Linked DNA regions of Mus musculus: all the other regions are linked to region 3. Evidence: chromatin loops called from intact Hi-C (ENCODE). Cell type or tissue: heart. All regions are shown on one strand.

Region 1 (5,000 bases), 91 kb before region 3:
GAAACTGTGTGTGCCTCATAAACTAGGATGAGAGCTCATTTTAACAACTTCCAAGTGGGATATAGAAAGCATTTAACAAGCATTTACTGAATAAACAGGTATATTAAATGTTATATATGGAAACAACAAAAAGTATCAAAGAAAAAAACTGGTTGTGGTGGCAGACACCTTTAGTCCCGGCACTTGGACAGGCAGATCTCTGTGAGTTTGAGGCCACCAGGGCCACACAGTGAAACTGTGTCTCAAAAATAAAAAGAAAAAGAAAATAATGTAGCATTTCAAAATTTTGATCTTAAAAATCAGTGGAGGGTCAGTACTGGTAGATTATCAAAATCTAACCATGCCTAAGACATGCCATTAGTAATAATATGGCATTAAAACCCTACCACAGGTAACAGGAAATGGACTATGAGACCAATTTGCCCTCTGTTATGGCAAACAGATTAGAAAACGTAGCTCAGAATTCATGTCCTTTCTTCAGCATCAAAGTGTGCTCAGAAAGATGGTCATTGTAGATGTTAATGTTATTCTCTTGTAGGTCAGACCTCTGATTCAGTTTGATAGGTGTCTTTAGAAGAGACAGGGTCATGACAAGGGACTAAGGGAAGCTGGCCAGGCTTCACCTGTCCAGGGTCCATGGAAGTGAACCACTCCTATCCAGAGGCAGGGACAATCGATGGATTGTTTTCCTGCTCTCCTTACTCATGGCAGTGGGTAAGAAGACTAATGTTATTTGCTGGCATTTTGGAGAGGGCCCAAGACATTCTTCCAAGGTCTCTATCTCTGGCTATTGAGGAAGCTATATTCCTAGCACACAGTGGGCCTTTAGAAAGTGACAGAGTGAATAGATTACATGTCAGCTATAAAGTCAATGCTCAGAGGAATGGCAAGGAATGACGGTCACTTCACAAAACTGAACACTTTACCTACTGTTGGGTAGGAGGCAACATTTCAAAATGGGGCTCGGTTTTAAGATGCACATAAAAATCTCACACCTTTGAATGAACTTTGCCTTCTTTAAAGAATTCCCTTCTAGCTAAAGGTTTTTTTCAAACAGGCCATTGCTCAAAACCTTTGGGAGGAAATCCTGTTTGGGTACTACTGTTACAGCTTGATGCCCACTTCTCAGGGTGAATTTGATTTTCAGAAACCAAAAGTATTTGGAGTTAAGACTAATAAAGTCCACGTAGTAGTATTTAAAAACAAGATGTGATTGTTAAAAAAAAAAAAGTCCCATTGAATTTTCAGTCAACATCGGTAACACATGCCTGTATTTCTGAACTGGGATTCGGAAGCAGGATGACTGACTGATACGAGTTGAGGCCATCGTGAATTACACAGTGACACTGTCTAAAATAACTACAGACTTGTAAAGTTATCTAAGGCAGAATTCCGAAGGTAGGTAAAAGACATTGGCAAGGTGGTTATGGTGGCACTTGGGTGGCAGGGGCAAGAGGATCCCAGTGAATGCCAGGCTAGTCTGGTCTACAGAATGAGTCGCTCTGTCAAAAAGCCCCCTAAGAAACAAAACAAAAGAAAACCCAACCTGCACTTTTTATTACTCCCAAAGTCTAAGAACATGTCATGGAGTGTTCCCAAGAACATCCAAAAGAGCGCCCCCCCCTCCCCCTTTCCCCAATACCAACCATGACAAAATCATCCTTTTGGTAGGGCTGGAACGTCTGGTCGAAGCTGAACGCCTGCGCCTGGATTCTGCCCAGCATGGACCTAGCAGAGGGGGAAGAGTCAGCGGGCCCTGGCCGGAGTTGAGGGAGCGCAGAGCCGAGTCCCGGAGCACGGACACGAACACGAACAGGGAGAGAACCCCAGGACACGAGCGCGGTGCCACGGCCCCAGCCCACCGACCTGAGCCCGCCGCATGGCCACTTCCGCCCCTCGGCCCTCACCACTGGCGGAGGCGGCTGGTGATCTCCCGGGCGCTCAGCGACGAGAAGGTTCTATGAGGCAGGAATCTGAAGTAGTAGCCGCCTCCATCCCGTGGCTCCCCAGCCGCCATCCTGCTTATGACCAGGGTAAGAAAGCAGTAGTCGTTTCCATAGTGACACAGCGGTAGGACCTGCCACCACGTTCAGGGGGAGGGGCGCCGCTCAGAGGGCGGGGCCTGGGAGAGAAGTGGGCCCCTTGGCTCAGTACGCATGCGCCATGGCATTTTGGGTCCCTGCCTTTACACTGAGGACTCTTAGCCTGGCTGTTAGGAAATGGAAGGAGGTTGCCAGTCTTTGTGTTGACAGGAACTCTTAGTTCTAGACACTGGCCAGTGACCTAATATCAAAACCTACAGTTTCAAACTGACAATTTCCTTTTGCACTAAGCAAAAGTCTAATTAAGTTGGTTTCGTTTGAAAGACAAAGGGACTGCTTAGGAACATAATCTCGTCTGTGGCTCTTTTCCTTTTGAAGTTTACATCTCAGGCAGGTTCCTGCGAGCACTACACCACAACACGCTGCTAATCAGTGTGGGATGTATGCTTACCTGCTGAAAATCTCATTCAGGAGCCAACTTGTTTTTGTTTAGGAGCTGTTTTAGGATTTAGGTGGACGAATTTTTTTACCTCTACTAACTTCATTTCCTTCTGCTTGAACCTTAAGAACCAAAAGGTCAAATAAAAGGGAGCAGGGACAGGGGGAGAAGGGGGAAGCTTCGGAAGAGGGGGACAGAGGGAGAGAGGCTTGTTATCACTGTTACTTTGTGTGCCACGAATATTATTCCACAGTTTATCCTTTTGGGTTATTACAATTTGAAGCTATTAGGAATGCAGTGGTGAACATTCTTATATAGGTTTTTTTTCCCAGTCCTCCCATTCATAAGTTTATGAATTCTTTGTTTATTTTTTGTGTATATGAGTGTTAACCTGTATGCATGTCTATGTACCACAAGGGAGCCTGGTGCTCTCAGAGGCCAGAGGAGAGCATCAGATCCCTAAGGACAGTTGTGAGCTGTCCTGTGGATACTGAGAACCCCTGTCCACTGCAAGAACAGAGAGAGCTCTTAACCGCTGAGCCATGTCTCTAAGCCTCTCATAAGTGTTTTTGTAAAGGAAACAAAATTTTATTGTAAGATTCTTAGGATTTCTATTGCCTCAATGAAGCACTATAGCCAAAAGGTATGTTGGGTAGGAAAGGGCTTATTTGACTTACATTTTCATATCATTGCTCATTGTCAAAGAAGTCAGGAAAGGAACTCACACAGGGTAGGCTGATGGAATCGATGGCTATGGAAGGGGCTGCTTACTGGCTTACTCATCCTGCTTTCTTATAATGCTCAGGACCATCAGCCCAGATGGCGCCACCCACAGTGGACTGGGTCCTCCCCCATCAATCACTAAATAAGAAACTTCCCTGTTATCAGATCTTATGGTGGCATTTTCTTAACTGAGATTTCCTCATCTCAGATGATTTTAGCTTGTGCTAAGTTGACATAAAACTATCCAGCTCCTTGTCACAACCGACTCCTTGTCACAACCGACTCCTTGTCACAATCGACTCCTTGTCACAACTGACTCCTTGTCACAATCGACTCCTTGTCACAACTGACTCCTTGTCACAACTGACTCCTTGTCACAATCGACTCCTTGTCACAATTGACTCCTTGTCACAATCGACTCCTTGTCACAACTGACTCCTTGTCACAACCGACTCCTTGTCACAACTGACTCCTTGTCACAATCGACTCCTTGTCAGCTTGACATGCAAGCACACTACTATTAAGTCACACCCTTTTCTTTCTCATTCACCCTCAAAAAACATCACATTAAAAACATAAAAAAATTTAAGCCGGGCATGGTGGCACACGCCTTTAATCCCAGCACTTGGGAGGCAGAGGCAGGCGGATTTCTGAGTTCAAGGACAGCCTGGTCTACAAAGTGAGTTCCAGGACAGCCAGGGCTACACAGAGAAACCCTGTCTTGAAAAACAAACAAACAAACAAACAAACAACAAAACCAACCAAATAGATATATAATTTTAAATTCAACAATCCTTACAAATGTAAACACATTAAAATTAATTATCTTTAAAGTAGCCATTGTCTTTTAAAATTCAAAGTCCTTAAAAATTCTAACTCAACTATGGGCTCCTGTAAAATCAAAAATAAATACTTTCTTACTTCAAGAGGGAAGAATCAGGGAACAGTCAGAATGAAATCAAAGCAAAACCATAGTCCAAAGGTGTAAATATCTCAGTATGCAATGTCTGGGATTCACTGCAATCTTCTGGGTTTCTCCAAGGGACTTGGGTCATTTTTCCACCATCTCCATCACACACAGCTTTTCTTCTGACTTTATTCCACTGTTGCTGCTACTTTTGGTCATCATCCCATTGAACCAGTTTTTCCAAATTCTGGAGTCTGCTGCAACCGGGCTGCACTTTCACCTATAGCCTCTCATAGGCTCTCTTCTTGGTGCCAAGGCTCAGATTCTTTGCATGACTCCTTCAATCCAGGGTCTTCAACGACTGAGATTGCACCTTCACCAATGGCCTCTCTTGGTCTCTCATACTGCCAAGCCTCAGCTGATCTCCATGACTGCTTCATCCCTTCAAAATACATGCTACCTGGATCACTCTTGTCAGCTGCCAGCATGAGGGACAACCTTGTTTGCCTCTGGTACATAATTACTGTGTGCTGACTGTCAGGAAACACTACAGATTTCACCTTAGCACCATTGGTCTCGTCTTAATTGGTGCTAATTTTTAGTTCTAGCTGACCAGCATCCAGTATCCCAGCAAAGCAAAAGTGGTTTTGGTATCTTGTTAACCATAGCTGATTCTTTCAGTCCCAGCTATCCAGAACCACAGGGTAATAATAATAATAATAATAATAATAATAATAATAATAATAAAGGACCTGATAGAGTCTTTAAACTTCCCTCTGAAACTTCACAAGTTAGGCCTGTTAGTATGCAGGCCACTCTAGTTTGTTCTCTCTCTCTCTCTCTCTCTCTCTCTCTCTCTGTCCCCCCCCCTCCTCTCTCTCTGCACATG
Region 2 (5,000 bases), 130 kb before region 3:
AGCTAAGCTAAATGCTGAGCAACTCGCAAAAAATCTGAGAAAATAACCCTTTGAAATGATGGAATGAGATACTCTAGTTAATAACTTGTACATACTTTTAAAAAAGCCATTCAAAACCTTAATCCATTTAATTTATCCTTTCTATCTTACCTATTTTTTTTTGAGCAGAGTGAATTTTTTTTTTTTTAAGACAGGGTCTCTTCATGCAGCCTGGCCCCAAACTCAGACATCCACCTGTTTCCCTGTTTCTACTGGGTACGCTACGGTAGCTGGTTCCTAGCTTTTTTTTCCAAAATTGACCATTACTCTGTATTGGTGAGAGATGAGAGACAGTGAGAGACACTAAAAATGTGGCCCTGTGGAGATCAGTCAACTCTGGGGAGATGTTTCTCCTCCTACCTTGGATCTAGAAATTGAAGTCAGATCATTAGTTTGCTGAACATGGATTTTATCCGCCAAACCATCTCACTGCCTTTATCTGCACCTCCCACCACATTCTGCCCTAGGTGGCCTGGAAAGCTTGAGCAATCTCGGGCCTTATGCTTGCTGTAGCAGAACTATATATTCCCATCCTCTACAATACTGTACAACTTTCAACAAAACACAGCCCTAAGAACTTTGAATCTCAAAGACTATAAACACTAGAACTGGTTCTATTCAGAAAATCTCTCACACACACACACACACACACACACACACATCTTTTTAAAACTATTAGAGCCGGGCATGGTGGCACACGCCTTTAATCCCAGCACTCGGGAGGCAGAGGCAGGTGGATTTCTGAGTTCGAGGCCAGCCTGATCTACAAAGTTAAGTTCCAGGACAGCCAGGGCTATAGAGAAAAACCCTGTCTCAAAAAAAAAACCAAACCAAAACAAAACAAAACAAAAAAACCAAAAAAACAAAAAAAACAACAACAACAAAAAAAACAAAACAAAAAAACCTATTAGAACATTATTAAAACATTGTATATGTACAAATGTATTAAATTACTGGATCACATCTGGCACATCAAATTCCGACGCCTCCGTGGTACACAGTTTACAATATGTTCTTTATACTGGCAATGGTTACAAGGTACCAGATTCAATAAAATAGACTGAAAAGTAGAAGCACCCCTTGTAACCAAAGATATTATAGAATGCTAATTCAGGAAGTTATTCAGCAGCTTATAAAAGAAATAGGAAGTTGTTGACCAACTACTTGAAGAACTATTTCCTACAGGAAAACCTGCAGAAGTGCTGAGCTATAAAGGGAATTGATTCTTTTAAAATCAAAACTTAAGATGAAATTAGTTTCAAACAGTAAGTCATTAAGTTCAGTGGCCAAGATGTAATATCTACAAAGACTGAGCCTTTTCAGGCACAGCATCATGTCCAGAGTCTAGGTTCCTGTCCAGAATGAAGGTGCCTGAATGATAGATCCACCCCTATCATTTCCAATATAAAGTCCAAGTCTTTAGATCTCACTGACCTAGGGTGGGTTTTAACACCAATCACAGCAATTAGACAGATGGCCGTGAAACTGGAGGATGGGCCAAGTGACTTCCAAACTCATTCATCTATAGTCACAAGGCAACAATTAGCTGTTCCCTAGTCAACAATTCTCCCAGATCTCTCAAATGACATCATCTTGCCAGCTTGGACCATTTGGGGTTAGAATTCTTCCTGCCAAGTACAAATCTCAAGAAAGGCCATACTTTGTAACTTAAAAGTTAGTTCCAATAAGTACCTGAAAAGATAAAGGGAAGGGTCACTTAGTTTTCATGGCTGGAATGAGCTCAAGTTCAGAAGGTAGTCCAGCTCTTCATCCCACAGCTGGGCAGGAGTCTCCTTCTGAAATGTTATTACAGCTACTGCTTATGCATCTCTGGGTGCACATGCGTGTGAATATGGACACATCACAGCAGTCCCTTCCTTCCATCACATGGGACTTTATAAGAACCTCAAACAAAAGTAAAGTATTCTAAAAACGAAGATAGCTACTTGGCACCAAAAGCTGTTGTCTCCTACTCAGTCAGGAAGATGTTAACATGCATCCATTCGGTGCCTAACAGCTCCTTATGGCAACTACACTTAACACCAGTGAAAGCAGCTGAAAGAGAAAAAGTTCTGCTTCACATCGATTTTCCAAACCGCATACTGTTGACAAAGCAACTACCAAGACTACACTAGACATCTAATTCTCAGAGGTCTCCACGTGATCTTTATCAGATCCAGTGACTCAGTTCACCTGCTGTCAGGTCACCCCTCAGGCCAAAGCCTTCTACTTCAGAGCACAGTGTGAAAAGGCTCTGCAGAACCAAAGGCCCATTCATTTATCACAGACTTCCACTGGCAACCTCAGAAACAGTGTTTCCTCACTTCCTGCTGTGTTTGCTTCTTCTATAGAAGTCAGAGTTTAACCTACTTTACCTTCTTTCCAGCAGCCTTGAAAAAGAGTGAGGGTTGCAGAGTGGGGAGATGGAGCCAGTATGCAGTAACTACACAAATCCATCTACAAAGCAATTACTTTTTGTGGAAAGAATCATCCAAAGTTCTTAAAAGCAAGAATCTACAATGAGGCTTACTACAGCTCCAAAAAAATGACCGCTCACTCAAATAATGAAAATGTAGGGCTGGCGAGATGGCTCAATGGGTAAGAGCACTGACTGCTGGTCCTGAGTTCAAATCCCAGCAACCACATGGTGGCTCACAACCACCTGTAATGAGATCTGATGCCCTCTTCTGGTGTGTCGGAAGACAGCTACAGTGTACTTACATATAATAAATAATAAATCTTTTAAAAAAATGCAGATGTCAACAAACAAGCAATTTTAAGAAAACACAAACGAGTAAAACCAGCATAAACGCTCTTTAGCTAAACGCTCACAGCCGCAGCCACAACTGAAGGCCTGCAGGCTATTAAGCTGTTTAAAACCTCCCCAGGTCAGCATGGGACCCAGCAGGGAGGAGTTCAGCAAGCCTTTCTTTTTCTCCCTAACAACCTGGTTTGTTTCCCCTCCCTTCCCCTTCAGGACTATCTCTCACAGCCAGCCTCTCTTCCAAGTCATTTACTTCGGAGGCTGTTTAAAGCAGGACCGGTCTGGCTCCTGTGGGTCCCTGTGGATGAGTTTACCAGGCTCGTGTGTACTTCCCAGTCTCTGGCCCTTTATTGTTCTCCTTGAAACCTGATCCTTTGACATGGGTACCAGCACATCAGGAAAGGTTTTTAAAAAAGACAAAGTTACAGGGTGCAAAATAGCAACAACAACAAAACAAACAAACAAACAAACAAACAAACAAGGGTGGAGGTGGGGTCCCTTTCCAAAATCAAGATCAAATCTCTTCCAGTCCCCCTGATATCTATCCTGAGTCTGTATCCTTACATTATAAAGTAGTAATAAGCAAAGTGGGGCATCTTGTACAAGCCTTTAAGCTCAGCACTTGGGAGGCAGAGGCAGGACAATCTGAGTTTGAGACTAACCTGGTCTACAGAGCAAGTTCCAGAGAAACCCTGCCTGGAAAACCAAAATTAAACACAAAGTATCAGCAACTCACTCAAGATAATCAACTGAAAATAGAGATCCAGTCAGGGGTGGGAGAGGCTGGAGGGAGGGGTGTCACACACGAAACAAGGTTGTCACTGGGGTCCGATCCAATAACCGCTACATTTCCCATGGATAGTCAGACAAATCTGAATCAAATGAGCGCTGTTCGTCACTGCATTATCTCAACCCAGTTAACCAATTCTAATAACAATACAATAATCTTCAGTCTGTAACAACCAGTCAGGGATACTTTGTACACTCTTAATTTAAATAAGCTCTAGAAAATTAGTTTTACTTCCAATGTCAAAAGTAGAGGGGATAAAATTTAATTTTGTCCTTTTCAGATGAATGTAATTTTGCATTTTGTTGTGGAGTGGGAGTGGGCCTTAGTAACGAGGAAGTTTTGCTTACATTTTCCCAGAGCAGACACTGCTTTTGAAGGCAAAGTGTGTCACCTCATGATTGGAGGCCAAACCTGACAACTAATGTTTTCTTCACATTTTGAGGGGAAAATCTGTTAAATGACATCAAAAATATTGCTAAAGTATTTGTTGTTTCACAATTTAAGGACTGTAACGTCATCTCTTCCCTAAGTCCCTATATTCCCTTCTCTACCAATCATTTATGCTGAAAGAATGCACAAGGTCCTGGTTTAAAGCCCCCCCCCCACCACCACCACCACACACACACACACACACACACACACACAGAAACAGATGGACACAAACATGGGGGGCACACAAAAGAGATAATAGAACACATGTCTATGCCAGGTTTGGTGGTTTGTTTTGTTTTGTTTTGTGCCAGGCTAATTAGCAAATCTGGTACAAATTCAAAATGAAATTATCTCATTTTGCCACAAAAGTCTGCAAAAAGGCTCTGAACTAAGAATAAATCAGGCTTTCAAGATATGACCAACCCTAAAGAGAGAGAGTGAGAGAGACAGAGTGTGCATATGTGTGTGTGTGTATGTGTGTGTGTGTGTGTATAGAGAGAGACACACACAGAGCGAGTGAGCTGGGGTGCAGCTCAATGATAAAGTATGCTGGTTTACCATTTATAAGGCTGAGTTCCATGTTTAGCAACAGCAAAGTAATAAATAATTGAATACTGTTTTGAAAAAGACAATAAATGAATAAAGCCACTCCCACACTGCCTCTTCCCAGCGCTGTCTTCACTTACTTTAAGAAGTATCTTTGACCAGAAGATGTCTTGGCCATCTCCCAGCCTGCTGGCAGTGGTACATCATCAGGGATCTCAAAGGAGGACTGCCGGAGATGCTGAGCTGCAGGGGCAGCGGCAGGGCCAGAGACAACGCCACTGGCTGTGAGTGTCCCAGGAGAAACGGCACCCAGCTGCAGGGAGGCTGGAGAGGAGTGAGCTCGAACATGCTGTGGAGTCAGAGCTCCCGCAGTACCTGCATCAGTACTGGCCTATCAGGAATAGCAAAATGAAAATTAACAATAGAGAC
Region 3 (5,000 bases):
TCAATACAAACTCAAAGACACACATGTAATATTTTTAAAGGTGCCTTCTGAAGGTTTTATAAACATGATATAAAAGGGAAGGAAATATGGGTTTTAACTTTATTAGGATCAGACTTCAAGAAGATGATTAGCTTTTAAAAGTCACAAGCCATCAGTAGAGGTAAATACAACTTTCTCCTTTCAAGAAAACATTGTAGGAAGGACAAGCTTAACTTACTTTGTGTCAGTTGACAAGGGCAGGGGAGACTGCATCAGATGGGAACTATTTTCTTCAATATGTTTAAAATCTTATCCCAAGAACATACAGAAAAATTACAAGTGTAATAATGTCCTGACACCAATATATTTCCAAATTTATCCAGATAATCCTACTACATATAAAATCTAGTTCCTATATTAGCATATATACTATATGGCATATATAGTAGAACAGTATGATCTTGCTTACTACACTATAATGTTTCTGTCTTTCTATCATCTAAAAAAATGGTATAGAAGTTTTTAGATAGATGCTTAATTTTTTTTTGCATTATCAAAACAATTTACCCTAACATCTACTCCAAAGAATGTAGTTTTTATATAGTTAATATTACAAAATAAAGAATATTATGGGCATCCACTTCCTCATTTAGTCTTTCTCCAATTAGGTTATCAACCCAAGTAGCTATCATACAATGCATTCTCCTTGTCAGATCTAGTCAAACATCTTCCTACTGCCTCCACTTAAAACTCTTTCACCGTCTCTTAGAACTTTGACTACAGCCATTCTTTTAAATTTTGTCTCCTTACTCCTACTTGCTCTGCTTAATGTTCTTATCACATAAATTAAAAAAATGGTATGTCATTAACGAAAATAACAGGGGAGAGGGATGCTTTGTCACGAGCCATTTCCTTACATCCTGATTTAGAGACAAATTAGAATAATGTAGTAAGAGTTCAGTGTATAAAAAGTTACAATGCCAGACAAGTGGAGCCTTTAATCCCAGCACTCTGGAGGTAGAGTTCAAGGCCAGCCTGGTCTACAGATCGAGTTCTGAGACAGCCAGGGCCACCAGCGTCAACCCCCCCCACCCAAAAAAAAAAAAAACACAATGTCAAAGGTGAAGAGCTGAATTCATAAGGCAGAGTACTTCAGAGTACACTTTAAGAAGACAGTTTGTGGGGCTGGTGAGATGGCTCAGTGGGTAAGAGCACCCGACTGCTCTTCTGAAGGTCCGGAGTTCAAATCCCAGCAACCACATGGTGGCTCACAACCATCTGTAACAAGATCTGACTCCCTCTTCTGGAGTGTCTGAAGACAGCTACAGTGTACTTACATATAATAAATAAATAAATCTTTAAAAAAAAAAAAAAAAGAAGACAGTTTGTGGAAGCAGCAAGAGGAATGACAAGAAGACAAAAGCTAGCAGCTGCTACTGCCTAGGCTACTGTTCAGAACTCAGAATGACCCAGGGATGGAAGACAAGTTCCTGAGGAGAGAGTATTTGGGCATTAACGGAGCCCTAACGTACCTGCATTCTTAGAGCCCAGAGGAGGGTCAGCCGAAGAGGAGACCCTTGATGAAAACTCATGATTTGCTGTTAAAACTGTTAAGAGCATATCCTAGCAGAAGGTGGGACCTAGGGCTGAGGAAGTGGAGGGAGGCTGGTAGTGGTGGAAGGGACTCCATTTCCTGAGAAAAACATGAGCAAACATCATCACCACCAGCCAGTCTTCTGAGACTATGAAGGGTAAATTCTAATTATCATAATGTTCTCTGGAAGAATAAACCCGCTTTATGTACTTAAAAAACAAAGCGTATTGACATTTCCACAATGTTTATGTTACCAATAGTAACATCAAATTGAAATTCAACGATTTCTCATGGAAAATCAGAAATAATCCAGATTGTCAAGATTCGTGCCCCCTGCTTTTCCTTTCGTCTGTGTGACAACAGAGTGGACAGAGATGGGATACAAAATGATCAGAACGAACTAGGGTTCTCCAGCTCTGGGAAGGGTGTGCGGCTAACAAGTAAAACGGAACAGCCCACGATTTTAGCCTCGGGCAATTTCTCTTTCTAAGGAGCAGGACTAAGACGTCTCTGTAAGTAAAGGGTGTAACGCTGTAATTCAAAAAGGCGAATCTTCGCCCGTCCAATACAGGACCGATGCATTTAAAAATCCACAAAAATCTGACAGCCAAGTCGAAGTGCGGGGGTGGGAAGGAGGGGGAAGAGGTCACAAAGTAGGAGACAAAAGTGTAACTTCAGGTCGGGGTGGGGTGGGGTGGGGTGGGGTGAGAACTGCTAAAGCAAATATCCGCACTGAAAATGACTTGCCAGTTTCCATGCCCTTGCCTGCGTGCTCCAGGGGGAGGGCGTGGAAAGGATACAGGTAAGCGCCGGGTCGCGGCCGACCGCCGCCGTCACGGGCGCCCGGCGCGTCTGGGGGTCCGGCGCCCACGCCTGCGCCTGCGCTCTGGGCTCCGGGCCTGCCCGCCAGCATCCTTCACCTCAGCGCCGTCCGCATGGCCGCTCGGCCTCCCTCGTCCTCTCCTCGGCGCTCCGGGCAGTGCGTCTCCCAGGTCTCGCGTCACGGGCGTCGCAGGCTCGGCTGCGGCAATCCTGGCTTCGCAGCGGCCCCGGCGACAGTGGCGACGGCAGCGGCGAGGGCGGCGACCTCGCAGGGCGACGGCGGAGGTGGCGGCCGCGACCCCGCCGCAGCCATCTTGACAACCAACCGACGCCGCGTCCTTCGCGACGGAAACTAGGCGGAACGCGGGGCGGGGCTGCGAGGGGGAAGCGGCCAATGAGGGGCCGGCTCGCTCAAAGGGGCGGCCGAGGCGAGCTGAGGTAAACTGCGGCGAGCCGAGGTTAAACCAAGTTAAATGGAAGCAAGCTAAGGAAAGCAAGCTAAGTACACTGAAGCACACCGAGGTGAGACAAAGTAAGCCAAGGTAAACTGAGGTAAACAGAAGTTGAAATAAACGGAGGCAAGCGGAATTAAACGGGTATGCTGAGATGAGATGAGGTAAACTGAGGCAAGCTGCGCTTAAACTTAATTAAGCAGAGGGAAGCTGAGGTAAACTGAGGTACACCGCGGTGTGATGAGATAACTTGAGGTGAGCTGAGGTTTAACTGAATTACTCAATCAAGCTTAAGCAAACTGAGATTACACCTAATTAAGCAGAGAGAAATTGACACAAGTGGAGGTACACTGAGGTAAGATGATGCAAGCTGAGGTTAAAGCGAGTTACCATTTACGAAGGTAAAATGAGGTAAGCTGAGTTATACTGACTTAACTAAAGTAAACTGAGGTGAATTGAGGTTAAACTGAGATGAAGTAAACTGAGGCAAGTTAGGGCAAGTTGAGTTGGGCAGATGACTCGCAGTTGTGAGAGAGCATAGCTGAACTGTACTTTAGAGCTTGATTCGGCTCTTCCCTTTTCTGAGTGTTTTCTTGAGAGTATTAACAGATGAAAGACAGTGAATGGAAAATTCCTAGATACGGGCAAATATTACAGACAGCCTGGAAATGATTATTTGGGGCATAATTTGTTAGGTATGGAATCCTGTGGTGAACTTTTAGATGGTGAGACCTTTCCCATTATCACTCTTTTCAAAACTACTTTCCCTTGTAGAGGTGAAAGGAAGAGGAGGAGGAAGAGGAAGAGGAGGGAGAAGAGGAGAAAAAGAAAGATAAAAAAGCTTTGCAAAGTGGAAATTTTCTTTCCTCACTTGCTCTCATCCATTTCTTGATACTTAGGTCATTTTCTCTCTGCTGTCCCACTTCAAAAGATCGTTATGGTCCTTGATTGGCTGCCAGAATCTGCAAATGGACCATCACAGCAAAAATGGCCTGAAAAGAAGTCCAGATTTAGCTTAATAATCTCCTGGGAAGGTATGCCAAAAGAGATCTGTGTATTGAAATGGCTTCTGTATAGAAAATTAAACAGTTTTGAGCCACTAGGTTAATGGCTATATAAATGAAAATCTGGACCAAAACTGGGCCTTTTTGTTGGAGCCCAGTGTAAAATCACAAAATTTGACTGGATGTTAGATTTACATTTTATTTTTGTGTATAAAAATTTCCAAATTGCTAGCAGAATGTACAAACCAAATAAAGATCACTCACCCACCATTCAACTTTGTGAACTTAAAGCAATTCAAATAATAAACTTTCCAATTGAAACTGTTTAAAACTGGCTATTTTAATAATGGAGATATAATAATTCAAGTTGGAATGTGTTCAGGGGACTGAACTTTTTATTGTGCTACAAGTCCAGTTTTGATTTTAAATGTAAAGTGCTTATCTTATTCAATATCATGCCACAAGGACAAAACAAAGCATAATCCTAATGAAGAAAGGAAATTATGCTTGGACAACTAGCTATGTTGGCATCGTTTTGAATGCCCTAGCCATAAGCATTGACCTTGATTCTATTCCCAATGCTATCATTAGAACTCGGTCTCACCAGGAGTAGTTTGAACCTTAGCAAAGTAGGGCACTGCAAAAGGCAAAGAAAACTGAGAAGGTTGTGGTTGTTATGTGCATTTTAGCTTTCCTCAAAGTTTTGCTTAGATTGTATTATTTAGTAAATGGAAAACACAAGCCACATAACTGTATTTTTGCATGATATATTAATTACTATTAAAAGCCATGGTTTCATATCAAGATGGTGTCCTTGTAATCCCAGCACTTGGGAGATAGGGACAGGAGGATCAGTAAAATTCAAGATCATCTTCATCTACATAGTGTATTTGACACTGGTCTAATACCTGGAAACCTGTCTAAAAAAACCCACAAAGAAAAAAAGAAGCATGATTTATTAATCATTTACAAATGCTTGTTCATAGAATTATTTTTCATTTAAGTTTTGCTTTACAAAGCTAACTAAAAATAAAAGAAAAAAATTAACTTAAGGTTACTATCTATTTTTAAGTTACAGGTTTGTTGACTTCTAATTCTTTATCTTCAAAATATTAAGCAGGTTTCTATATCCTATTTAACAGATTTAAT
Region 4 (5,000 bases), 220 kb before region 3:
TACCATCAAGGTGGGAGCTTGGCAGTAACCAGGTAGGCATGGCTCAGGCAGAGCTGAGAGTTCTACATCTTCATCCAAAGACTGCTAGTGGAAGACTGACTTCCAGGCACCTAGGGTGAGGATCTTATGCCCACACCCACAGTGACACACCTACTCCAACCAGGTCACACCTATTCCAACAAGGCCACACCTCCAAATGGTGCCACTCCCTGGCCCAAGAATATACAAACCACACCCACTCTCTCTTTGAAAAAAATTCATTTCAATGCCTGGGACATCGGCTCCATAGTCAGTTAGTGTAAATGAGCTAAAAAATTGTATCACTTGTGTGTAAATTAGAGAAATTATTTTTTCTCATTCACTCTACAACAAAAGGTGCTAAAAACCCAACAAAGAGAACCAAGAAGATGGCTTAACCAGGAAAACATCATAATAGCATGAGCACATGAGTAAACAGTCAGGTTTAATGGTGTGTATCTGAAACTTCAGTGCTGGGGAGTGGGGACAGAGGCAGATCCCAGAGCTCTTTGGCCAGCTGGCCTTGCCAAATCTGAGCTTCAGGTTCCATGTACACATCTGCACTCACTGACCAATGGATTTAAATGGGAACAAAAGTATTAATTATTAGCTAATCCTGAAAACGGCTGTTTCAAAAGCAGCATGTGAGGGTGTATGGTGCATCATTGAAGTAAGAGCATCTCAACTCACCTATCATCTAACAGAATGCCCAGGAGAGGCCTAACTATGCTAGCTTGCTTAGGGCTTCTAATCCAAGCCAGCCTGCTAGTCCAGGCCTGTGGCAGCTTCCTACTGCAAAGTCTGATAACACTTCCCATGGCCTCCTAGCTTTCTGAGCCTAGGAACACGACAAGCTGAAGAGAGTGGGGGAAAAAAAGTCTACAAATGGGGTAGTTCAAGGAAGAAAGTATAAAGATTTTTGTTTATGCTAAGAACTAAGGTTTACTTTTGGATTTAACATCTTAAGGTTATAGAGGAGCCATTAAAGCCAAACTCAGTCCTCAATATAGGGGAGAACTGACCATCTCATTAGTATCTGAGAATTTAGAATTATATAGTCTTACCTCAAATTTTTCCATTTGCTTTTTGAGATGCCAGAGGAAGTCATGTGACTCTTAGGTAGTATGCTAATGACTGTTTTATTTAGTACGGGGTGGGGGCTGTGGGGGTGGGGGGAGGATATCACATTACTTTAAAAATGCCAGATTCCGGGCTATGTTTTTGTGGTTTTATAAAGTAGGTAGTAGTCTTAGTAGCTGGATCAGGCCTTGCATATCCATATGACATCTAAGCAGGGAGATCTCAAAAACCTTCCTTAAAATCAGACCCTCTAAGACCCTCAGAGACCTCTTTCTGCTTCAGAATAACAATCCACAGTAAACGGTATTTACCATGCTTGTTTGCAAGGAGACCCAAACACACACACACACACACACACACACACACACACACACACACACACGCGCGCGCGCGCGCGCGCGCGCGCGATTCAGGCAAGTGGGTGGTTCCTGTTTGCATTCCCAGCATTTGAATTGGGATTGTCATGACTCTGATACAATGTGAATTGTCTTAATGAAATGAAACAAGATAAAGCTCTATGGCCCACATGCTATTATTTAGGTAGGTCTTTGTTCACAATCAGGCCTTTTCCAACTTCATTGTCTTCTTGATTCTTCATGGAAGGGCTTCTGTGTCAATTTGAGAACGGATTAGGCACAGGTTGGGGCGCGGCCAGAGTTCCCGCACCCTCCCATCAGTCCTGCCAGTTGCTTCCTCTAGGTGTACTTGTCTGACTCCTTACTGGACAGTAAGCCTGTGTAGTTTTCTGGCTGTTCGATCCGCAATTTTGGAAACAAGTGGATCCTTTGAGCCAATTGTTGATTCTGGAAGTATGTGGAAAAAAATAAACTAGCACTAATAAGTACCTGGCAGGGCTATGCATAAAGACAAACTAGATTATTTTTTCAGTCATCAAACAGCTGCACAAGGTAAGGATCAAATTAACCTCATTCTATGCGCAAGGGACACAAAAGCGGAATTACAGAAGTCTCAGGTCATTACTATGCCCTTCCCATAGCCAGGAGGAGCTCTACCGAGCTGGCCAGACGACTGGGCTGCTGAGGCCCTGCGCATGCGTAGTGCACAGGATTCCCCACCCCCCCTTCCCCCGGCACTTCAGGATGCCCCGCCCATACAGAACAGGGCCGCAGAGCAGAGCCTCCCGCAGGAAGGATTGACACAGAAGTCTTGCCCAGGCATACGGGAAATGCTATGAGAAACCAGGAAACTAGTCACAGTAGCCAGGAGGCATGGCAAAAAGTCACCCATAAATCTGAGCATGACTGTTTCCTCTCTATAGATGCCAAGCTGACAGACCTAGGTGCTGGAAGTGACTTCTCACTTATGGCAGAGGATGACTGTAAAACTCTAACCTTCCAGGGCAAGTTTTTTTTTTTTTTTTTTTTCCCTAGAATATTCACATGAGGTTTATTGAGAGAAAGAAGGGCAAGGTGGCAGTAGAAAGAGAGGAGGGGGGAGAGAGATCAAGGGAACATTTCTTTATAAATGGATGGTGAAATAGTCACAGGTAAAGGTGGGAGGTGAGGCAAGTGAATTCTGGGAATATGGTGGCTGTTGCCTTGACAACAGGTGTGTGGGTTGCGCCTATGCGATGTCACGGGTTTCGGAGGTCCTTAGAACAACATACCTCCTTTTTATTATTATAAAGAGAAGGCCGGGCAGGAAAAACCAAAAAGAAAAAAAAGATAAAGAGAAGAAAAGAAAGGGGGGGGGATGAGGGCGTCGCGTCTCTTAAGCTGCTTCCTGATGTCTAGGGGCGTCGTCAATTTTGGGGTGTAGCTGACTTTCACCATCGGGATCCACTTGGTAAACATTCACATCAGGTTCCTCTGTGGACAGAGTATCTTCTGTAGGCAGCAGCTGGTAATCCTGTAATAAGAGCTGATTAATAGTTTGATTAGAATTTTTTTGTATTTGTTGTTGGAGGAATGTAGAAACAAGATTAATGAGGCAGGGAGTGGATAAAAACACCAGGAGGATGACTAGAAAAGGCATTACAAAAGGAAGGATCCACTCCCATAGACGGTTTTTTAAAATCCCAGAACTGGAGGTCTCAGGTTGCCTTAAGTTTTTTGTTTTTGTTTTTTGATTTTTTTTTTTTTGAGATTTATTTATTTAGTTTATGTGAGTACACCGTAGCTGTTTTCAGACACACCACAAGAGGGCATCTGATCCCATTACAGATGGTTGTGAGCCACCATGTGGTTGCTGGGAATTGAACTCAGGACCTCTGGAAGAGCAGTCAGTGCTCTTAACTTCTGAGCCATCTCTCCAGCCCTCCCTGAAGTTCTTTATCTCTGTCTCCTGGATTTTCTCACTGTCTCGGATTGGTTGATATAGAAACAGCATTCTTCAAGGAGGAACAGGCAAAGTCCATCTTCTTTAGCTATCAGGACCTCTAGCCCCCATTGGTTCTGAAGCACCATGGCTGCTAAAGAATCCATCTGTTTCTGGATAGTGAGCACAGTTGCAGTCATTTCTTTAAGATTGTTTTCAAACTGGGAAGTGAATGTATTACATTGGGTCATCGAAGTCGTTATCCCTGCAGTTCCAGTACCAAAACCTATGGCTATTCCCATAGCGACCAAGAGTGGCACGACCTGAACTGCCCTCTTATGCTGGGCAGCTATCAGATCTACAGCTGGGATTGGCAGAGGTTCGTTTCCCTGGATTACTCCTAGTTCAGGGAAAAGGAGTACCAACGTGCAAACTCCTGACCAGCTGGAGGGTAGGCATTCTATGAGGGTGTGGTAAGGTATGGGGGAAGGGGACGTCTCAGTGGGCCCATGCTGAGGCATCCCTGCCCTGAGCGACCATGTACACGATGGTACAGTATAGAGTTTATTTAGGGCATGGGGAGGGGAGTTAGGAGAGTAGTAGAGGCAGAGAAAGGCAGAGAGAGGGAGTAGAGAAGTAGAGGCCAGCTATGACCACGTGGAAAGAGGGGAGAAGTGAATGGGGACAGAGGGGGACCAAGAGAGCAAGAGGCAAGAGAAACGCAAGAGTAAGAGAGAGACGAGGGGACAAGAAGCCCCTTTTATAGTGGGCCAGGCCTACCTGGCTCTTGCCAGGTTACTGTAGGGGTGGAGTCCAGACAGAATACCAACAGCAATTCCATGGGATTTGACCCCCGCAGGCACCTGGCATACATGTGGTATACTCTTATACACAGGTGAAACTTTTTGATTATGAATGAAAGCATTATATTAACATATATTAGCAATGGGCCTCTTGGGCTCTTGATTTTAGTTGAGCCTAACTGACCTTAAAATAGATTGTATCAGGAGAAATGCAACACTCCCTCACATAGAGCTCACTTATCTCTTGTCTACGCTAGACGGAGGCTTCTTGAACTTTCCTGCCTCCGACCCCACATGACTGTGAGATTGTACCAAACCCAGGCATATGGTATATAGACTAAGTATGCAAACCAAACATTTGCCATAATAAATCATAAAGATATTTACTTCCAGCAATGCTGTGGTGTACATAGACTTTTGCTGCTAATTAAAGATGAAACAAGTAAGCATCCTTATAATGTGTTCGCTTATTTTTTCATGAAGAATTGAATCCAAGCTGAGTATTTCCTACTCTACCTATAGAACACAATCAACATTTCTCTTAAGTTGACCCATATTTTAATTTTGTAGTTGTTAATCCTGAGAATGCTATTTTGCATCAATACATAGTACAAAATGATAACAGTAAGTTTGGGTCTATTTCAGAAATTGTTGGAAAATATGTCCTAGTCTCAAACAACAACTTATTGAATAGTTTTAAGAAACTCAAGTCAGCAGCTCAAAAAGAAGCTTTTAAGATCAAATATTCAAACACTACAAAAGCTAAAGACATATTAATAAGATGATTACATTCTGAGAAATGATGGTAGAAAAATATCCAAA
Region 5 (5,000 bases), 310 kb before region 3:
TGGAACTCAAGGTTTGTGAATGCCAACCAAAGACCCATCAATCAAGCTACATCTTCAGCCTAGAGCAATATTCCTTCTCAGACTCCATGCATTCTACAGAACTACAGCACTCAAGAGTGTAAGCTTCATGTCACGATGGACTCTGCCTGGCTCCCAGGCAAGTCTAGCCACTTAATAGCCATGTGTCCCCCTGCTATGTACACCTCAGTTTCCTGATCTGAAGTATGAATAATAGCATCTTCCTCAAAGAGTTAAACAAAATGCACATAAACCATGTTGTACAATACCTCACACATAGCACATAGCCTGCTTTATCCTTTTTTAAATCTAAATTTATAGTTTTTAAAAATGAATCCAGCTTATTCATAAGAAATTACCTCACTTCAGAGGGCAGAATTGAAACATAAGTCTGTTTCAATCCAGAAGTTAGAATTTTAAACGTTTTGTGATACGGTCATATAATAAGGCTGTAGTGAACTAGTCCTATCTCTTTTTTAATATTTTCCCCCCTTGGTGGGGTCTTCAGAGGGGGTCAGATCCTCAGGAACTAGAGTAATAGGTGGTTGTGAGACACTGGACTCTACTTAGGCAATAGGAACCAAACTCAGGTCCTTTACAAGAGCAGCCAAAGCTCTTAACCACTGAGATGACCTCCAGTCCCTTAAGTCATGCTTTTTTTCAGTTTTAGCTATGTATAAAGAAATGAAATATACCTCAAAAATAGTTTATTGTAAATCTGTGTATGGTGGCATATATGTATAACCCCAGCACTTTGGAGGTGGGGGCAGGAACCTCAGGGGAGTTCTAGTACAGCACTAGCTACAGACTGAATTTGAGGTTAGCCTGAGCTTGGCAAAAAGAGATAGTTTAGAAATGCCCAGGGGCAGAGGGTGTTAATGATGCTGCATGCAACACGTAATTGAAAACCTGTGGCCACCAACGTGGATACCTGATGCCATCTCTTCAGTCTGTCTTTCCTTCTCCTCTTCTCTTCTCTCATCTTCAGCATTCAAAAGTACTGAGACAATATCATTGACGGTCCTGTAGTTCTCACCAGTGGCCAGGATCTGCCGCTGAACCGTCTGTCTCACCAGGCTCCTACTGAAGCCCATTTCCAAGGCTGCTTTAACCACAGGCGTGCTCATCATGACGACATCTTCCGAACTTTCTCCAGGGCCAAAATGCACCACTGTCTCTAAAAAAATTTGCTAATATTAAACTCCACAAATTTAAACTATGGAAAGTAATGCCTGTGGCACCTTTATTTTTCATATCCTGGTAAGGGAGACATATCATGTGCATCAATTAAATTAACTTCAATACAATTTGAACTTTGGATAGTGTACTATGTATCTAAAAATTACTACCTACCTACAGTATATACATCCTAGATATAAACTTAAAATAAAAATCTCTTGGCAATTTGCTTAGGAGTCTGATTGTTAAAAAACAAAACAACAACAAAAAAACTCCAACAGTATTGTTGGGATGGCTCAGTGGTAAAGGTACTTACTGCCAAGCCTGACAGCCTAAGTTCAATTCACAGAATCCATGGGGGGTGGGGGAGGGGGGGGAGAACTAATTCGTAAAGTTGCCCTCTTTTTTTAAGAAAATAGTTTATTTGCTTTTATGGCACTGGGTTTTGGTTGCATTTGTCTGTGTGAAGGTGTCAGCTGCCCTAGAACTGGAGCCACAGGCAGCTGTGAGCTGCTGTAGGTGTTGGGCATTGAGCCTAGGCCCACTGGAAGAGCACCCAGTACTCAAAACTGCTAAGCATCTAGCCGGGCGTGGTGGCGCACGCCTTTAATCCCAGCACTCGGGAGGCAGAGGCAGGCAGATTTCTGAGTTCGAGGCCAGCCTGGTCTACAAAGTGAGTTCCAGGATAACCAGGGCTACACAGAGAAACCCTGTCTTGAAAAACCAAAAAAAGAAAAAAGAAACAACTGCTGAGCATCTCTCCAGTGCCCAAGGGTGCACTCTTAACCTCTATCCACACATTGTAGCGTGTGCACCCACACATACACTATAGTTTTTCCTCAAAAATCAGGTAGGCAAGATGGCTCATGGCTAAGTGTTTGCTGCACAAGTCCACCCAAATTTAATTCCTGAAACCCACAGGAAAGGACTGACTCCTAAAATAATTGTGTCTCCATGTCTTTATATCTGTGTGTGTGTCTCTCTCTCATGTACATACACACACAGACACACACACACACACACACACACAAACACACACACATGAAAAAATTTTAAAGTATCTCCCCAAAAGAGTTTAATATACATTCATTTTTTAAAATCAATGTACCACAAAAATACAGCTATGAGAAATTACCTTCCAGCAGGAAAGGAGGGCAAATATAAAGCTCAGTAGGAACTGGACATGTGACAGCAAAGACAAAGCTTCCCTGACACTCATAAGCAAGATCTAAATAAGCTACCACTTCAAAAACCAGCAAACAGTAGGGAAGAAGGTTAAGATGGGGGTACAACCTTGGCAGAATGCTTAGAATACACTGAATTAAAAATGGGGGTGTGGCCTAGGTGGAGGGCTTGTCTTCCACTCTAGCAAGCATGCATACATCTCTTCCCCACCCCTATAAAAAGATGAGGTGTGGGTGTGGGGCCTAGCACACATGAAGCACCTGGGTTGGAGTTATACCAATGGATATGTATCAGACTTGAATGATGAATAACGTCTAAACAGGTATATAAGTGAGGCAGAGAAAACAAGGATGGGCAGCATAAAGATGTAATAAAAACACAAATAAGCAAAACTACTGTTATTCTGAATGGAGGTTTTAAAGATGAAAATACGAGGTGACAAATGCAGGAAATGGGAGGCCATAGGGACACGGATGGAAGCATTCTCTGCTAACAGGGTCAGTGCAAGCTCATACTGTGCTTCTGTGACATTACAGCTGTACTTTTCCAAGATACTTTACTGCCATCCACTGGAAACTCATACAATCAACACACAAAAGTGTGTAGAGAGCAAATGTGGTCAAAAATATGTTAATCCTCAACACCTCATCCAGAAAGTAACATTTAAAAATAAATAAAACCCTAAAACTGAAACGATAAAGTAAGCAACAGGAACATGTGAAAGAGAACAGCAAGACTAGCCTTCACCAGCACAAGAGCTTAACACAGTCAAGAAATAAAGATGGTGGCAGACGGCAGGGACAGTAGTCATGGTATATACAGCTTTGTGAGGAGTGTCCACATCACCCTAAGTTTGCCAGAATATTGTAGGAGGAACTTAAGCAGAGAGCTATTCCAAAGGTAACTGGTGATGCTGCACAGATGGATTTGGGATCAGGAACAACTGGTCTACAAGATAGACCAGGGTAGCATGGACTAAGAGACAGTATCAGGACATGCTGTGAAGGCAGAGCATTTCTCAGGAGATAGCCCAGTTGGTTCTGTAACTGGGTGTTATGAACTGAGATGGGGAAGGTCAGAGAAAAACATCTGAAGAATGAAATCAGAGGAAACCTAGTGCTTTGACATATTTGCTGAGACAGCTATTGTAGCCCAAACTGGAAGCACCTCTAAGATTTACACAGGTAATTGAACATTCCAGCCTGGACTGCATCTGACCTGAGCATAATAAAGTACACTCGTTTAGTAGTCTACCACGTAGGAATATGAAAAAGGAACTAGCAGCAGAAACGGTTCAAAATCATCCTAACAAACTGGAAAAACACCTAAAAGAGTGGCGTCAGGGAAGTCCCCAAAGCTGGTGTGTAGAGGACAAAAGCTCAGTGTGCGGCAGCGTGCTTCCATCAGCCCTGCCCTGTGGCAGAGGAGCAGGAGCATCCCAAGCTCAGGGCCAGCTGAGGATGTGCCCAGAAGGATTCACTCCAGCAGTTTCCAGTGACTCTTGTCATTATCAAAGCAACATTTCCAGATTAGCAGGAGGTGACATAATCCAGTGGACAAGGCCAGGTGAGGTGGCCTGTAATACCTGTAATACGGTGCTCAGAGCCTTAGGCCAGAGGATCCAAAGTTCAAAGCCAGCCGGGGGCATATTATAAGACCCTGTATGAAAAATGAATGAAAAAAGAAAGGAGGGGAAATATGAGAAGAAGGGAAGAAAGAAGAACAGAGTCAAGTGGTTCTAAGAGAAAGAAAGAAGTTCTCTTCGCTCTCCTACTTTCTCTGTGCTGTCCTATGAATGGGGAAAGAAGTACAAAAGCACTTCCCAGGCAAGCCAGAATTTGATCCCCAGAACCCAAGAGAAGACTGATTCCTGAAGTTGTCTTCTGATCTCTACATGTGTACTGTGAAACACATCTAGATATACACCATACACGCACAATCTCTCATATATTCCTTTAAAAATAATTTTATAAATTAAAAGCAGCAATCTATAAAGAAACAATGTGCAACAATCATTATGAAGATAGGTGTCTTAGTCAGGGTTTCTATTCCTGCACAAACATCATGACCAAGAAGCAAGTTGGGGAGGAAAGGGTTTATTCTGCTTACATTTCCATACTGCTGTTGATCACCAAAGGATGCAGGACTGGAACTCAAGCAGGTCAGGAAGCAGGAGCTGATGCAGAGGCCATGGAGGGATGTTCTTTACTGGCTTGCCTCCCCTGGCTTGCTCAGCCTGCTCTCTTATAAAACCCAAGACTACCAGCCCAGAGATTGTCCCACCCACAAGGGGCCTTTCCCCCTTGATCACTAATTGAGAAAATGCCTTACAGTTTGATCTCATGGAGGCATTTCCTCAACTGAAGCTCCTTTCTCTGTGATAACTCCAGCTGTGTCAAGTTGACACAAAACTAGCCAGTACAATAGGCAAAGAGATTTTATAAGGAAAACAAAAGCAAGATGTATAGCATGGTGCAGCGTGGCACAGAGTGCTCTGGGTTCCAGCCTACATTAACACTGACTAAGAGCAGCTGTCTACTACTTCACCCTGTCCAGTTCCTTATACAGGCAGTTACCACATACTGAGGTACTCCTTCCTCTCACACATGACCCCAGTG

What was found. Peaks named below come from ENCODE experiments on the same cell type or tissue, not always from the same donor. Only the 100,000 strongest peaks of a DNase experiment are listed, where the experiment ranks them.
Region 1: it touches region 3 in a loop (11-fold over the local background); 7 of 42 quality-filtered maps call a loop at or near these places.
Region 2: it touches region 3 in a loop (2.5-fold over the local background); 4 of 42 quality-filtered maps call a loop at or near these places.
Region 4: it touches region 3 in a loop (4-fold over the local background); 3 of 42 quality-filtered maps call a loop at or near these places.
Region 5: a loop joins it to region 3, with 2.4 times the contacts of the local background. A loop is called at or near these places in 3 of 42 quality-filtered maps.

The regions. Positions count from the first base shown.
Region 1 is chr9:8,040,763-8,045,762 of GRCm38, forward strand. It overlaps Cfap300 (cilia and flagella associated protein 300), which reads right to left and starts at 2,113. Exons shown (of 7, transcript NM_199017.3): 1 at 1,908-2,113; 2 at 1,647-1,728. The coding sequence starts at 2,017. In heart, no CTCF peak of the experiment used is centred here; a DNase peak (open chromatin) is centred at 2,109; H3K4me3 peaks cover 1,560 bases; H3K27ac peaks cover 1,253 bases.
Region 2 is chr9:7,996,746-8,001,745 of GRCm38, forward strand. It overlaps Yap1 (yes-associated protein 1), which reads right to left. Exons shown (of 9, transcript NM_001171147.1): 2 at 4,712-4,962. Among named protein-coding and RNA genes, the nearest start is that of Yap1, 5.4 kb to the right of the region's middle. In heart, a CTCF peak has its summit at 2,711 (motif pointing left); a DNase peak (open chromatin) is centred at 4,836; H3K4me3 peaks cover 287 bases.
Region 3 is chr9:8,131,725-8,136,724 of GRCm38, forward strand. It overlaps Cep126 (centrosomal protein 126), which reads right to left and starts at 2,722. Exons shown (of 11, transcript NM_001045524.2): 1 at 2,374-2,722. The coding sequence starts at 2,486. In heart, no CTCF peak of the experiment used is centred here; a DNase peak (open chromatin) is centred at 2,737; H3K4me3 peaks cover 1,669 bases; H3K27ac peaks cover 919 bases.
Region 4 is chr9:7,912,493-7,917,492 of GRCm38, forward strand. No RefSeq gene overlaps it. Among named protein-coding and RNA genes, the nearest start is that of Birc3, 42 kb to the left of the region's middle. In heart, a CTCF peak has its summit at 2,074; a DNase peak (open chromatin) is centred at 2,229; H3K4me3 peaks cover 1,069 bases; H3K27ac peaks cover 1,092 bases.
Region 5 is chr9:7,820,025-7,825,024 of GRCm38, forward strand. It overlaps Birc2 (baculoviral IAP repeat-containing 2), which reads right to left. Exons shown (of 8, transcript NM_007465.3): 5 at 950-1,195. Among named protein-coding and RNA genes, the nearest start is that of Birc2, 15 kb to the right of the region's middle. In heart, a CTCF peak has its summit at 2,961 (motif pointing left); no DNase peak of the experiment used is centred here.